Linked DNA regions of Homo sapiens: region 2 is linked to region 1. A link is an interaction called in ENCODE POLR2A ChIA-PET data of the cell type or tissue named here. Cell type or tissue: endothelial cell of umbilical vein. All regions are shown on one strand.

Region 1 (8,000 bases):
TCATAGTGGCAGACTTCGTCCTTGCTGTTCTTGTGATAGAGTTCTCATGAAATCTGGCTATTAGAAATTGTGTAGTACTTCATCCTTCACTCTCCTGCCATCCATGTTAAAGATATGCCTGCTTCCCCTTCACCTTCTGCTATAATTGTCAGTTTCCTAAGGCCTCCCCAGCCATGCTTCCTGCACAGCCTGTGAATCAATTAAACCTCTTTTCTTCACAAAACACCCAGTCCCAGGTATGTCTTTATAGCAGCATGAGAAAAGCCTAATACAAAGCCATACAGAGTGGTCTAATGAACGTGAAGACTCAGAAAGGAGGAGGGTTTGAGGTGAGTGAACTACTACCTCTCGAGTACAATGTACCCTAATGGGGAATGAGTACATTAAAAGCCCAGATTTCACCACTGTACAATTCATCCATGTAACCAAGATCCACTTGTATCACTAAAGCTATTGGAATTAAAAATAAATATATAAACAAAAAAGGAAACAGAAAATAAAAATAAATAAATCAGATTCTGAAAAGTATAAATAAAGAAAGAAAGATACATTATTTTTCTGGGGCCTCTCAGCAGAAGAAAAGTGAGAAAAATATGACCCTATTAAAATTGGCTGCTACTGCCTAAATTCAGCCCCATCTTGGCAGAAGGCAGATTAATTAATTTTTTGTGGAAAATAAGGAATTTTACTAATCTTCAATTATCAATGGAGAATTAACCAAAGTTGACTCCATTTTCAGACCTCAAATAGAGCCCAACATGAAAAAATATCATTTTCTATGATTGTACCTGTCATTGTACAAAGTAAAGTGAAAAACCGAAATGAGTCATGGAATATAAACTCAATATCTTTTTTTTGGCCTCAGTTTGTCTATTTTAAATCAAAAGATTAAAGTGTAAAAACCTCATGGATATTAGTAATGCTTCCCTTCTAATTAGGTGGAATTTTATATTGAGTAGGGAGAAGAATTAGGATGTAACGGGGACTGCCCTAATTCTGTGCAGTCAAGAAGATACTAATACAAGCCCCTAAAAAGAGTAAACAGATCATCTGGGTGCGGTGGCTCACACCTGTAATCCCAGCACTTTGGGAGGCCGAGGCGGGCTGATTACGAGGTCAGGTGATCGAGACCAGTCTGGCTAACATGGTGAAATCCCGTCTGTACTAAAAATACAGCTACTTGGGAGGCTGAGGCAGGAGAATTTCTTGAACTTGGGAGGCAGAGGTTGCAGTGAGCCGAGATCGCGCTACTGCACTCCAGCCTGGCAACAGAGCGAGACTTCATCACAAAAAAAAAAGTAGAAAGATCAATGAATAGGATGTTCTGTCTATATACTTCTAAGCAAGTGATAATGATTGATGATTTAACTGCAGGTCAAGTAGTAATGTTTTAGCCTATAGCTATAGCCATAGACAAATTGTGTGCATCTTGTAGAGATCAGAAAAATGAACTAGAAACACTTTTAAGGATTCTATGAATCAGATCAATCTTTTCCCAATTATGAAAGAAGGATCTCATAAAGGTGGGAATATATCAAAATAAGTGGAGTATGGTTGCATGAGGAAACAGAAAAAGGAGTTTCATAAATATGCTTAATTTTAAAAATGCATTTAATATCCTCTTAAAACCACTGTGCTATATATTACTATTTAAAAAAATACTTGAGACTATCTTTATTACATTTGCAGCTTTCTGTAAAGACTACCTCCATGTGACATAAAATGAAATTTTTTAAAAGACAGAGCTTCATATTTACATAAATCCAACAAATAACAGTTCATGAAATTATAGTGATGGTGGAATTTTATTATTTCCTTTTAATAACTTTAGATGAGCTGTAAGAAGTTCTAAAAAGAGCATTGAGGAGACATTTAGATATTAAATAACTTGTTCTGAATCTGGTCTACACTTTAGCACATAGACCAACCCTGACAGTTCAGAAGGTAAAGCATTTAATTTTCCTGGCCTTCTGTTTGCTTATTTTTCTTTGTTTGGTCTGTGAATATTTTAGTGAGGATTTACCTTAAAAGCAATCATGGTCCTTGTTGTTGCTTTGCAGTGTTTGAGAAAATGACTAGAGGAGTTTTAATGCTGTCTTGTTCATCACTGTGAATCAGATAAAAGATTAAAAACGATACCTGGAGCGTAGTTCTCAACTTGGGTTTCTGTCTGCTGAATTTTAATTCCATGGTAAGATTCTTGTTCAGACAGAAGGCAAATAAATAAGTAAGTTCATAAATTCTACTGATTTCAGCAGGCTCTGTCACTGGGGATGCTTTATTTTTAAGCCAAAATATCATCAGTGTTTTACATGATTGTGTTAGAGGCTCCAGCCCCTATTATTCCTCTTCCAAGATCAGCAACACCTGTTTACTGAACAAAGGCTTTGAACATGAACAAGAGAAGCAAAGCGGAAAGTCATTGCGCAGCCTCTATAGATAATAGCTAAGAGTATGACATGGCAAGATTTGCTGTCTCAGGCCTTGCAGACATTTTGCTTGGTACCACTGATTTCCACCTCCTCCTCTTCTATTTTGTTTTCTACTTTGTGGAACAAAACAATGAACGTTAAGATTAAAACATAGGTCACAGAATGTGAAAACTTATGCAGTCTTTGGTCAGCAAGTGCCAACATTTTTGCCTCTAAAGTGTGGAGAAATTTGTGAAGTGACTTCAGTTACTCCTCACCTGGATGTGGAGGAAAAGAGTGTGGCACTAACGTGTGTCTAGAAAATCACAGGTGCAAGCAATTATTGGGGTGGGGGGCATTAAGGAGAAATAATTATTCACATTTTCATTCTAATTTAATAATATCCCCAGGTTTCTGGATCCTTGCTAGGCCAATTGCCTGAGTGGGAAAAACTGAGGCACGTGAGTTTTAAGAGTAAAGGCACTCTTGTTTCAAGCTTGTTGTGTTGCTCAATGCAAACGGAATACACAGTAAAGAATATAGCTTCCTTAGAAGCATATTTCATAAATTTTACTACAAAAGCTTAATTTTTAAATGGTAACTATTCACATTTACAGCCTTTAGTTCGTGCTATCAAATTTTGTTCATATATTCAAGATTTATTTATTCAGTTTACAAAGATTTACTGGATGTCTCAGTGTCACAAATTCAACTGTGAATAAAAGAAACATGACTCCTCTCATGGAGCTTATAGTCTGGAAAGGAATGAATCTATACACTAATGTTATGTGTTAGATAACAGCCATGAAGATGTCATTGGATTAGGCAATTTCAGTCATAATTTTGGTTTTGGGAAAAAGTATCAGGAAAATATGTCCTAAAGAAATGGCTTTTCAAAATGAAGATAGGGCCAGGTATGCTGGTTCCTATCTGTAATCTCAGTGCTTTTTCGGGAAGCAGAGGCAAGAGGATAGCTGGAGACCAGGAGGTTGAGACTAGCCTGGATAACATAACAAGATCTCATCTCTATAAAAACAAACAAAAAACACAGTGAAAATTAAAGCCGAGGCCAGGCACAGTGGCTCATGCCTGTAATCCCAGCACTTTGGGAGGCCGAGGCGGGTGGATCATGAGGTCAGGAGATCGAGACCATCCTGGCTAACGTGGTTAAACCCCGTCTCTACTAAAAATATGACAAATTAGCTGGGCATGGTGGTGCACACCTGTAGTCCCAGCTACTCAGGAGGCTAAGGCAGGAGAATGGCCTGAATCCTGGAGGCGGAGTTTGCAGTGAGCCGAGATGGTGCCGCTACACTCCAGCCTGGGCCACAGAGCGAGACTCCGTCTAAAAAAAAAAAAGAAAATTAAATCCAAGTGAAGTGGTATGCACTTGGAGTCCAGTTACTTGAGAGACTGAGGCAGGAGGATCAGTTGAGTCAAGAGTTCAAGGTAAGCCTGGGCAGCATAGCAAGAACCCATCTTTTAAAAAAAAAATGGGTTGGCCAGGATATTAATATTATTGATATTGACATTATTGATAAAGGATATTAAGGCATAGGCAATAGCATGTACAAATGACCCCAGATAAATAGAAACTTGTCACATAGGAGAAGATGAAGGAAGGTAAATTAGAAATAAGAATAAAGGACAGGGAGGTTGGATCAACAGGAAGCTAGAGATGAGGAGCTGGGCTCCTCACCTCTGGAAGGACAAGGGAACAAAGATGATAAGAAGCTGGGTTTGATTCTGAGATAATGGCTAGCTGCTCAGAGGTTTAAGCATATAAGTTTTAAAAATAATTTGATGCATTATCAAAACTGAGTACATACTGGGTACCAGTCATTATGCTTGTGATTGGAATACAAGGCACATGTGAAATGCTTTCTGTCCTTCAAGGAGCTCACTACCTTAAAAGGGAAACACATGAGAAAATCTCATATTTACAGTAAAAGGATTAAAGCACCTAGGTTTGAACAGAGCATGGACCAAGTGTTATGAAAGTTAAGAGAAGCAGCCCAGAAAAGGGTCTTTAACTCAGTCTTTGAGTGGATTTCAAGGGTATGTCTAAGGGGAGGTAGTATTGAAGTCAAGTCTGGAAGAACTTGCAGAAGCTGACCAAATGGTCCAATGTTCAGGAAAAACTTCCACATAATCCAAAAAGCATGCCCAGAGACATATTTGTCACATTGAGAGGATTTCCTGCAGATTAGAATAGCTAGAGAAAAGGTTATGAGTAAGAGAGAGGCAGGAAATGTGGCTGGAAAGATTTATGTAGCGTACCTTTGTCCTGTTAAGGAATGAGGAATATTAAAGGGTTTGTGTGTTATATCACCTTCCACTTTTTAGTGAATATTCACCAAAGGAAATTCTAAACTTTGCCTTTGCAGAGAAAAAGAGCTATTGAATTGGCTAGTTCTCAGTAATACAAGTTACTGTCTTAACCATCTCTGTCACTTTTCAAAAGTCCACAAGAATTTATACCTATTCAATAAAATGTTAATTTATGCTTCAGGAAAAAGAATAGAGGAATATATATCTTAAGGTGCTCTTTTTCATTTTGGATTTGAGTTTGCATCAACCTAAAAAATGGAATAAATTTTCAAAAAAGACATCAAATACTCAACAGAGAGGAAGAAAAAGGTCCCTATTTATCATGTTCCTGCAATAGTGGCTGAGTGATATATTGTGATTACAACTTTTTTTTTAATTGGCAGGTTTCTGGGGTGCTATGGGAATTGGTGACAAGACGATGGATCAGTTTCTCCATATTGGCTCGTTGATCCAACAAACCTAAAGCAGATATTGACATTTGTCATTCAGCATTGGAGCCTTACAGACTCCTCTGCTGATTAGTCAAACACTTCAACTCCCTTTAATTAATGTTTTAAGAGCAGAGCTTCACAGAGATGCTCAAGGGAGCAAAGTTTTACAATATAATGGAAAAGAGGAGTTATATAGTACTGGTTGAATAAGAAGTGAGCATAGGGGAAATGGAAGAAATCAATAACAATGTTTGAACAGCTTAACCCTGATGGCCCATGTATGTTAATAGATTATTTATGCATCACTTTGCCAGCGAGAAGAAATTAGTATGATTAACATTTTTTGTTTATTGACTGCTCATCACAAATTGGGAAAATGTTTACATGTATTTTTCTTTATTACCTTGAAAAATCCTTGACAAGAAAGGGCAAGACAAGAATTCATCCTCTCATATAAACTCAAAGAATTTTATCTTAAAAAATATATAAATAAGCAGAAATATATTTCTCACTGTTTTGTGAAGAAAAGGGAAACTATTTTATTTCTAGAGAAAAGCTTTTTAGAATAGGTGGTTAGAAAGAAGCTTTGAAGTTTGACATGAGTCTAATCTTGTTCTTTAGCTAATAGCCAAGGATTTTCAAAGAGTTCTTATGATGTTGGCAGAAATTGTTCACCCCTTCTGTGTTTCCCCCAACCCTGATCATTTCCAAGTTTTCCTCACTATACAACTTCAATTATGCCATGTTTTGGAAGAGAGCTGCAAGCTAATCCTATAATATAGAAAGTGAAACAGAGATGCTTCAGGAAGCATCCAAAAATTGTTTAGATTTCTACTTTAGGTACTCTAAAAATGTACAGATATAGGTTATGTATTAAAATGAATGTTAGGGTCTAAATCTTATGAATAATGAATTCATAAATATCCGTGCTATATTTAGCAACTATATGAGCAGGGACAAAATGCAAGGTGCCAGACCTGGGACGGATTCCGAATTGTCCTTAGTTTTGGCTAGCTGATGAAAATGTAGACTTTGGAGAAAGATATTTCAATTTGAATTTCAGATCCCTTAATTTCCAGTAAGCAACCTTGGGCACAGCTTAGAAAATTAAGGCATCCTAGGATGTTGTAAGGTCTAATTTAAAACAAACAAACAAACAAACAAACAAAAAACTCTCTGTCTTTGACTCTTTCTCTCTCTCCCTATCTGAACAAATAGTAATAGCCCTTCCCTTCCCCTTCCTGTCCCCTAGTCCTTCTACCTGCCTATTGATTGTTTAAATGAAACTGACAGAAGAGAGGAGGATTATAATACTTCCTATTGTTGCTAATTAAGCCTCTTAACTTTTGAGGAATATAACTATTTATTCTTATTGAAACAACCACTGGATTCAATAAAAGATTATGGATTTGGAAGTCACATTGTTGAACAATCAGTGTTTAGGAATCACATGACTGAATAAAGGCACCATTACCTATAAGGAAAATACACAGGAAAAGTTCTTGTGATATAAAATCTCATTTGCTTCCTAGGAAAAAAAAAACGAAATGTCTTTTCTACTTCTAGTATGCTCTTCTGAAATCTAGTTTTGCTCATCAGTAGGAATTCAAATGTTTGACATCTATGGTTCCTGAGCTTAGAGAGGAGAGAGCAAAAACAAAAATTGTGCTGCTAAGCCAATTTGGAAAGAAAAGTCAACATGAGCAAAGGTTTACACATTGACCTCATAATTTTAAACATCCTGAAAATATCTCTAAAACCACTTATATTTAATTTATGTAAATTAAATTTTCATTTCATCAAATAAATATACACATATACTTTCTTTTCTTTTCTTTACTTTTTTTTGCGGGGGGGAGGTTACAGGGTCTCAGTGACATAACCTTGGCCCACCGTGACCTCCGCCTGTCACGCTCAAGCAATCCTCCCACATCAACTTCTCGAGAAGCCGGGACTACAGGTGTGTGCCACCATGCCTGGCTCAATTTTTGTATTTTTTTGTAGAGATGGGGTTTTGCCGTGTTGCCCAGATTGGTCCTAAACTCCTGAGCTCAAGCGATCCACCCACCTCGGCCTCCCAAAGTGCTGGGATTATAGGCGTGAGCCATCGTGTCCGCCCTACCTATATTTTTAAGTCAGATAATACTACAAAGTTTATAGTAAAAATAATTAAAGCTAATACCATTTTCAAAGACATCTACTTTCAACTTTAAAAAAATTTTCCCCCATATTGCTAAATAACATCATGATAGTGCTATTTCTTTACATTTATTTTTTAATTTCTATAGTAAATTTAGGGAGTACCAGTGTAGGTCTGTTACATGAAATTTCACATAATAGTGAAGTCTGGGCGTTTAGTGTGCCCATCACCCAAACAGTGTATATTGTACCAAATAGATAATCATTTTATTCCTCACCCTTCCACATTTTAGAATCTAAAATATCTATTATTCTTCCCTGTACGCCCATGTGTACTCATTGTTTAACTCCCACTTATAAATGAAAACATATGGTATTTGGCTTTCTGTTTCTTGGTTATTTCACTTAAGATAATAGCCTCCAGTTGTGTCTGTGTTGCTCAATAGTGCTATTTCTAGATTTTCAATTTTAGCCATTGTTTTTTGGTTTTCTACTATAGAGGATCAGAATTTAGATTTTTCACTGCACCTATACACATTTACATGCATCCCCTTTGCCAATTCTACCAAAATAAGTGTATCACAATTTATAGCTCAATCAATATTCAGTGTTTGCCTCATTATAACTATGGAAATTTTATACACAGATGACACTATATTATGATTATATATATAATTTTGTACCACAT
Region 2 (8,000 bases), 470 kb after region 1:
ATTATTAGGCTGTACTCAAATGTATTCTTTGAAATAATATGTGATTTTTCAAAATCTTAGTTTAGAAACTTTATTGTTGTAACACATCATGGGTACTTCAATACCTTGAAATAGATTGGCACTCAAAGATCTAGCAAGTTTTGTTTTGTTTTAAATTCTGCCTGTCCAGTGCTTCTGGTGACCCCTTTCTAATGAAGGTAAGCCCTTCTTCCATCATAGTCATATGCGTTAGGGAGTTGCCCTGGTTTTTTGACTTTTCATCTACTTAATCCTGTGCTAAAATCTCTAAAACTTTCTTATGAAAACCTTTTTCTTTCCTGTGGAAAACTGTTCCACTGGGCTTGGTTTCTCTTATGATGATGATGATGATAATATATTATTGGAGACATGGTCCCACTCTGTCACCCAGGCTGGAGTGCAGTGGCGTGATCACTGCTCACTGCAACCTCCATCTCATGGGGCCAAACAATCTTGCCACCTCAGCCTCCCAAGTAGCTGGGACTACAGGCACACATCACCACACACGGCTATTTTTTAAGTGTTTTGTAGAGATGGGGTCTCACCATGTTGCCCAGGCTTGTCTTGAACTCCTGGGTTCAAGCAATCCTCCCTCCTCAGCCTCCCAAAGTGCTAGGATTATAGCACCATGCCTGGCTATCTCCTATTAATTCCTTCTTTATAGGTTTCTAAACAAATGCAATCTATGTTGCCATTCAAAAAATGTGTATTTATGACAACTCTTTGTTAAGCTCAATGAGGGTCTTCCCTTGTTTCCTCAAATACTCTCAATCAGTTTTCTGGGCAAAATTCAGGGCTTTACTTTTCTTCTGTCCTACATATTTACTACAAGCTTCTACTTGCTAGACATTTATGGACCATTTTAAACGCAATCGTTTACGTAGTTTTCTATGAACCCTCCTGTGGCTCTAACTAAAGAAAAAAATATCTGGTTCTGATATATTTGCTCTCTAAAACAGAGTACCTTTTTAATAAAAGGATTGTATCTCTTTCTAGTTAGAAGGTCACCAGAAACAATTTCTTTTTTATCACCTTCAAACAAAATGTAATAGGATTTTATTATTTGTGGTGTCTGTTGCCCAGGCTAGAGTGCAGTGGCGCGATCTCGGCTCACGGCAAGCTCCGCCTCCCGGGTTCACGCCATTCTCCGCCTCAGCCTCCCAAGTAGCTGAGACTACAGGCACCCACCACCACGGCCGGCTAATTTTTTGTATTTTTAGTGGAGATGGGGTTTCACCGTGTTAGCCAGGATGGTCTCGATCTCCTGACCTTGTGATCCGCCCGTCTCAGAATAACCAAATGAAAATTTTGTCAATTTCTGATTTCTCTCTGTTTCTTATTTTCATAAGATATCTTATAAATTTTCACACGAAGCTTCAGCATGTTTGGTCAGTGCTATGGTTTGAATGTCCCTTCCAAAATTCATGTTGAAATTAAACTGCCAATGTAAGGTATTAAGATGTGGGACATTTGACAGGTGTTTAGGTCATGACAGCTCTACCGTCATGAATGGATGAATGCTGCTATAGCAGAAGTGGGTTTATTATCTTGAGAGTGAGCTCCTAATAAAAGGATAAGTTTGGTCCCCTTTTTCTCTCTGTCTTGTATGCTTTCTCACTTCTCACCATGTGATACTTTCTGCCACATTAAAAGCCAAAAGAAGACCCTCACCAGATATAGCTCCTCGATCTTGGACTTCCCAGCCTCTTGAACTATAAGCTAAATAAATTTCTGTAGTATTCTGTTACAGAGTAGAAAACAAGCTGAGACACTCGGGTTTTAATACAGTATTTTTTTAAGTAGGTGAGTCTATAAAGATAATATTATTTTCCTTAGTGACTAATAAAGGTTGGTCATGCTATATACCACAGACATTTGTTGTTTCATTTATCCAGGAGAGGATATGGATTTCATTAAAATTTGTTTATATTTATTTAATAGGTAATAAAAGGAGGCTGTAAGATATTGGAAAATTATACAAATTTTTATGCTGATTTAAAGAGTTGAGCTGGAACTTGAATCCAGATCTATCTAAACTTATACTCAAGCTTTTGTCATGGAAAATCATAATGCTGCCTTAAAATGAGGCTTTTTTCTTTCTGTAATATGCAAATCTTAAGCATTAGAATTAGATTCCACTCTCTTCAAACAAGTGTATATATGGAGTATTAAAGCCATTTTTCCCATCTAAATGGCTGTAGTGACTACTCTTTTCATGCAAATTTAATTCAAATTAAATTGAATTAAAAAATAAAACTATTAAATTATTAAATTAGTTTTTAATATGTGAAAGACATGGCAGAAGATAAATTTTTTAACAATGTAATCTTTAGTTGCAAACTTTACTTTCTCTTTTTTTATAACTTTAAATTTTTAGAAAGTAGGAAATTTTCTCAACAACTTCATTTGTTTAGTTTATTGGTAAATATAAGTTTTTTTAAAAAAACATGTCTTTATAGAGGTTACAGTCATTTGATTTCTACACTATCCTTTATGGAATCTAATATTAATTCTATTAATCTAGAATGTCAAAATTAAAGCAAGTGACTATGTAACTACCAAGTTGCTTTGGAAATTATCATAGCTCTTCTTTGACTTAAATTCATTTCCAGTTACATAAAATCTAACATCACTTGTTTTACATCTTGTATTTCTAGTTTTCTAAATTGAGGGAAAAATTCACTAGCAATATAGCTACCTTCAGTGATTGAGAAAATGAAATCCATTTATGGACAGCTGCATGGGAAATCTGCATGAAAATTACAGTGCAGCTGAATGTCCAGGAAGAAAAGGTTGCAGGTCTGGTTCACATAGCAGATTTTACCATAAACACCTAGAAAGTACTCGGGATTTTACATAATTCATGCAAAGAAAATAATTAGAATACTTATACACATTATTTCACTTAATTCTCAAAAAAAACTCTGTCCCTATTTTACAAATAAGAACAAATTGAAGCTTAGGGGTGGTTAAATGAATTGCTCAAACATCAGAGAAAGTAGAGGTAAAGTTACAATTCAAATCCAATGTTTTAAAGTCCCAAAGCTCACTTCTTTTTCTCTTTCTTATTGTGCTTAAGACAAAAGCTGCCATTGTCACAATTGTGACTAGGACAAATCTCATATTCAGGCTATTTACATACTCCTAAGGCTTGGAATCTATTCTCAGGCATCCAGAAAAAAAAAAAAAAAAAAAAAATGAGGACCTGCACAGGGTTTAGCTTGAGGCATGGATTTGGTGTGTCATCAATTGCAGAGAAGGATAGAACAATTATAGGAAATTAAGGAAGGAAGTAAATAATTTTGTAAAGAATGTTGCTCATATATGATCTATGACTTGATAAAGGAAAGAATATATATGGCATAGGGTCAAAGGGGTTAGACATCCTTATAAGCTTACATAGCATGTAGACAAGTCTTTACTCAGCAGTTCTCAAAAAATGTTGTGGTATTGATACACAATGAAGGCAGAGCCTAAGTTGAGATAAACTCAGATATAGTGAGTAATAGATTGGGAGGACAGAGCAGTAGAAAGGAGAATGTGAAAGTGGAACGAGGTAGGATCCCAGGGCTCTTCCAACAGAAAATACATCATCTCAAAGTTATCAACTTGTTGATGAAAAGAGTCAAAATCTGAAAATATTTGCAGACATTTGTTCTGAGCCAATTATGAGTGACCAATGGCATGCAATACAGCCCCCAGAGATTCTGAGAACCTGTGGCCAAGGTAGCTGGGCTACAGCTTGGTTTTATACATTTTAGGGAGACATAAGACATTAATCAATACATGTAAGATGTAAATTGGTTCGGTCCAGAAAGGCAGGACAACTGGAAGCAGGAGCTTCCAGGTCACAGGTGGATTCAAAGACTTTCTGATTGGCAATTGGTTATTAACTGAAGACCTGGAATCAATAGAAAGGAATGTCTGAGTTATGATAAAAGGTTGTGGAAATCAAGGTTTTATCATGCAGATGTAGCCTCCAGGTAGCAGATTTAAGAGAGAATAGATTGTAAACTTAACAGACTTAAAGAGTCTGTTCTATCAGTCTTAAGGCCTTTGTTTTAATGTTAATGCTATCAGCTGTGCCTGAATTCCAAAAGGAGAAGGGTATAATGAAGCCTGTCTGATCTCCACTTCCCATCATGGGCTGAGCTAGTTTTTCAGGCTAACTTTGGAATGCCCTTAGCCAAGGGGTGTGTCCATCAGTCAGTTAGAATTTTATTTTTGGCTACAAACTCATTTTGGGTAGATTACTAGTCATTTCTTGGATAACACTGCATGAGCTCAGTATTACACCTACCCTCCTCACCCCATGTCCAACTTAAATGTGGCAACTGGCCACACAAAATTCAAGGAAAGCAATCTGGATACATACCCAATAGATAAGGTTTTAACGAATTCAGACCAGCTTCCACCCTTACACTTTATGACTGAATTTAAAGCCTACTTATTTGAAAATTACTTGCCAATTTAAGTTAATCTAATTTTCTTATACCTTGATCTAACAGCTAATCAACATTCTACCAAGCCACTATGGTGAATGAGAAAGGCAGCCATCAAATAGAACAACTAATTCTGATATGTTGACTAGCACTATGTGAAGGACAGACTGGACAATAAATCAATGGAATTGGGTGCTTTTTGTCCTAAGCCCACAAATTCATTTACAAATTCCAACTTCATATTTCATGTCTGATAAACAATTCCTTATGCATTGAGAAAACATGTCTGTGAGTATTCATAGGGGGAGAGGCGTGAAATTCAATTGTTGAGATTTTACCATTCAAGAAAAACTTTACATATACCATAGCAATTAATTTCACACTAACTGTACAAGGCTTTAATATCAGCTCCACTTTACAGAAAATGATTCTGATGTTCAGGGAAGTTAAATACACTTTCCAGGACACAGAGGTGGTAAGTGGCATGTCAGATTCCAGAATCTGTACCCTTTTTCTTACAGGTATTAGCCAATTGTGGTGATCATATTTGCAATATTCTCTCAAGTATTTTTATGTTCTCAGATTTCTAAAGCAAGTTTCTTTAAACATACCAATTGATATTGAAAATTAAATGTATCTTTATAAGGACATGCTATTTTAGATCTACGATTCAGTATACAATTTTAACCTAATTAAAAGATGTTGTTATGCAAGCAGAATATTTTAAATTATTTATTAACAATTAATACTTAAATGTTTACTTTCTCTCTCTTGGGTATTCTGTTGCTTAGTGTGTAAAAGTTAAAGTTTTAAAAATATAGATGATTTTAAGAGATACATATTTTAAACTGGAACTCCCTAAATAACTTGAAGCTTATCCAGTGAGGACAAATACCACCCCCAGGTTATCCACCCATTTCAGACAGATCACTGGTCACTTCATAGACATAACTGCATATATCCAGCATCACACTCACCCTCCCCACAGTTAAGATATTTGGGTGAGATGAAGGAAATTAACATAATTTACCCCAAAATATATTTGTTTGACGTATTTTGAAATGGCTGCTACTTGGCCGTCCTGATAAAAATGGCCTTGCATAGCTGTCTTAAGTGGGGAAAATCTGCATCTGTAGATAATCTCTATTAATTCAGCCATGACCCAGGATCTGAGAGAGTAAGAGTCACGTACCTTTAAAAGTCTGAAAAGAAATACAATCTGTTTCTTCTGAGGGAGGCTTCATCTACATAGCAAGGCCATCTTTGCTAGCCAAGCCTCTTTCCCCCCTCCTATAACCTGTACTACCAGAATTTAAGCCCTCATTCTTTCAGTAATCTCAAAATGGTATATAAGTTTCTGTAACTCATAAGGAAGTTAGATCATTGTGAAGTCTCCTGTGTATACATGTTAAATAAATTTGTATGCCTTTTTTCCTATTAATCAATCTGCCTCATGTCAGTGGTTTTTAGAAAACCTTTACAAGGCCAAGAGCCTGTGGCCCCCACAGACATTTTCATGGTTGCCACAGCTATGATCTTCATTTTGGGTACTCTGTGTCCCCATATGAAAAATACCCTATTACTCTCCAAAATATACCCAGAGTCCCATCTTATCATTGCATCAGGCTTGATCAGATCTATATCCTGTGCCCCTAAATCAGAAGAGCTAAGATATATTACCTGCAACCCTCTTATCTCATACATTCAACATACGATGGTGGAACAGGGACAGGATAACCACAGTAAACACTTCTATTGCAAGTGCAAAGAAGGGTAGGCCTACAGCTATTATTGATCTTTAGTAACTCTGAGATCCGATTGAGCAAATATTGCCCACTTTCCTTACTCTGAGGATAGAAAATGTTCCTTGATTGGACCTCATTTCAACTCAGTCTATTGTTCTCTGCAGCTCTAGACTTGACTCTGGGAATTTCCACTTTTCATAACTCTCCCTGACCACTTTTGAAAAGGTCATTGACCATATTTCTTCTTCAGCTTCTTAATGAATTTCTTTTGTGCCTCATATTTTTTACTACAGGCAGGTGGCACCTTTGCCAGTACAGGTCTTTTGAAATATTTTGAGTTTCCATGTATTTGATTCCAGCCAAATCTGTGTGCCAGAGTCGCTTCTAAAATGCTTTTAAAAATCATCTCTCTTTATCCTTAATTACTGAAAGTTTGGCTACTTCAAGATTCCATGGGCTCATGCTCCTGCATTTCCTAGGAGCCTTATTGTCTGACTTAAAAGATCCATTACATGCACCTTCAACTTTCCATTGGTTTTAACAAGAAGTGTCACAGCCACAGACTGGATTTGGTCTTTGTTCTGAGGTCACAGCTTACTGTAGTGCTCAGAGCACCGTTGGCTCTCCATATCCACAGGTTCCGCATCTGTAGATTCAACCAACTGTGGATCAAAGACGATCTAGCACAGCTACTTTTGTTTTTGTTTTTTAAGTTTCAATTCCTAAATAAGAAAAAAATGTTCTGTTTCACAGAGCTGAAATAGAATATTATCATATACGTGAAACATCTAATAAAGACAGTGACGTATACAGAAATTGCTTCCTTGTTTTCATGCTATGTTAAGTGCCATCCATTGAGTGAATAAAATGGAGACTTTTTTCGTAAATTTATATATATAATTTTTTTCTTTAACTTATCTCCCTTTTCCCTTTCATATTATGGTTCAAATTAGAAAATTTTTCACACATATTTTTTATTCTCAAAGAATGTATAAAAGTCATAGAGGTTAACAAAATTGTATTAGAACATTTTTTAGATATTCTAATTCTATTCTGAGTCAATTCCAACCTAAGATCCAGAATGGGACATTTTTCTTACAGGATCATATTTTGCAGGGTTGCTGGAGAAGAGGCTTTTTTGGGTCCAGGTGTCAGGACAATGTTAATGATTATTCCCAGTAATAATTAATCCCTGATTCACAGCATTAGAAAGGTTATGATTCCTCACTTGGCACAATTTTATCACTTGAACTTCATCTGTTATGAATTTAGCATAAGAAAACCTAGGGTAATTTTAGGCGGTTAAGCATAGGGCCAGTTTCTTCTGTTTAATATTCCCTCCCTTCTCTGCCTCATTCAATTTGTATCTGCTATCTCACAGGTGTTTTCAGGACTATTCCCTTGGCTTTTAGAATGTGTGATTTTCAACATGACTATCTGCCCTTCCTAGACAGAAAATTCTAAAGGAGAAAAAGGTGAAAATGCATTTGTCTGTTTATAACTGTTTTTCATTTGTTTAAGAAGGCTCTATCTGGCAACGTTAGGTGCATGACTTGTTGTCATTCAAGAATAATTTTCTTCAAATAGCAAATGATTTATTTGAAATTAAAATGAAAATAAATGTGTTAATAATTGCTTTAGATTCTGCTGTCTTAATCAGTTTTTAAGTATACATAAACATGTCACTAAATTCATAAATATGTAACTAAAAATATAAAGCAGTAAAAAAAGATAAGAGAGTATGGGCTTTGGAGTCAGACTTAAGCAGGGCTTGAGTTTCAGATGTGTGACTCTG

What was found. ChIA-PET counts read pairs that join two places held together with the same protein. Peaks named below come from ENCODE experiments on the same cell type or tissue, not always from the same donor. Only the 100,000 strongest peaks of a DNase experiment are listed, where the experiment ranks them.
Region 2: POLR2A ChIA-PET joins it to region 1 with 6 read pairs; 2 of 35 experiments call an interaction of 5 or more read pairs at or near these places.

What each region holds. Positions count from the first base shown.
Region 1 is chr9:25,861,326-25,869,325 of GRCh38, reverse strand. No RefSeq gene overlaps it. Among named protein-coding and RNA genes, the nearest start is that of LINC01241, 85 kb to the right of the region's middle. RefSeq lists a silencer at 4,421-4,715. In endothelial cell of umbilical vein, no CTCF peak of the experiment used is centred here; a DNase peak (open chromatin) is centred at 4,605; H3K27ac peaks cover 1,542 bases.
Region 2 is chr9:25,393,064-25,401,063 of GRCh38, reverse strand. No RefSeq gene overlaps it. Among named protein-coding and RNA genes, the nearest start is that of TUSC1, 280 kb to the left of the region's middle. RefSeq lists enhancers at 2,790-3,291, 3,796-4,298. In endothelial cell of umbilical vein, no CTCF peak of the experiment used is centred here; no DNase peak of the experiment used is centred here.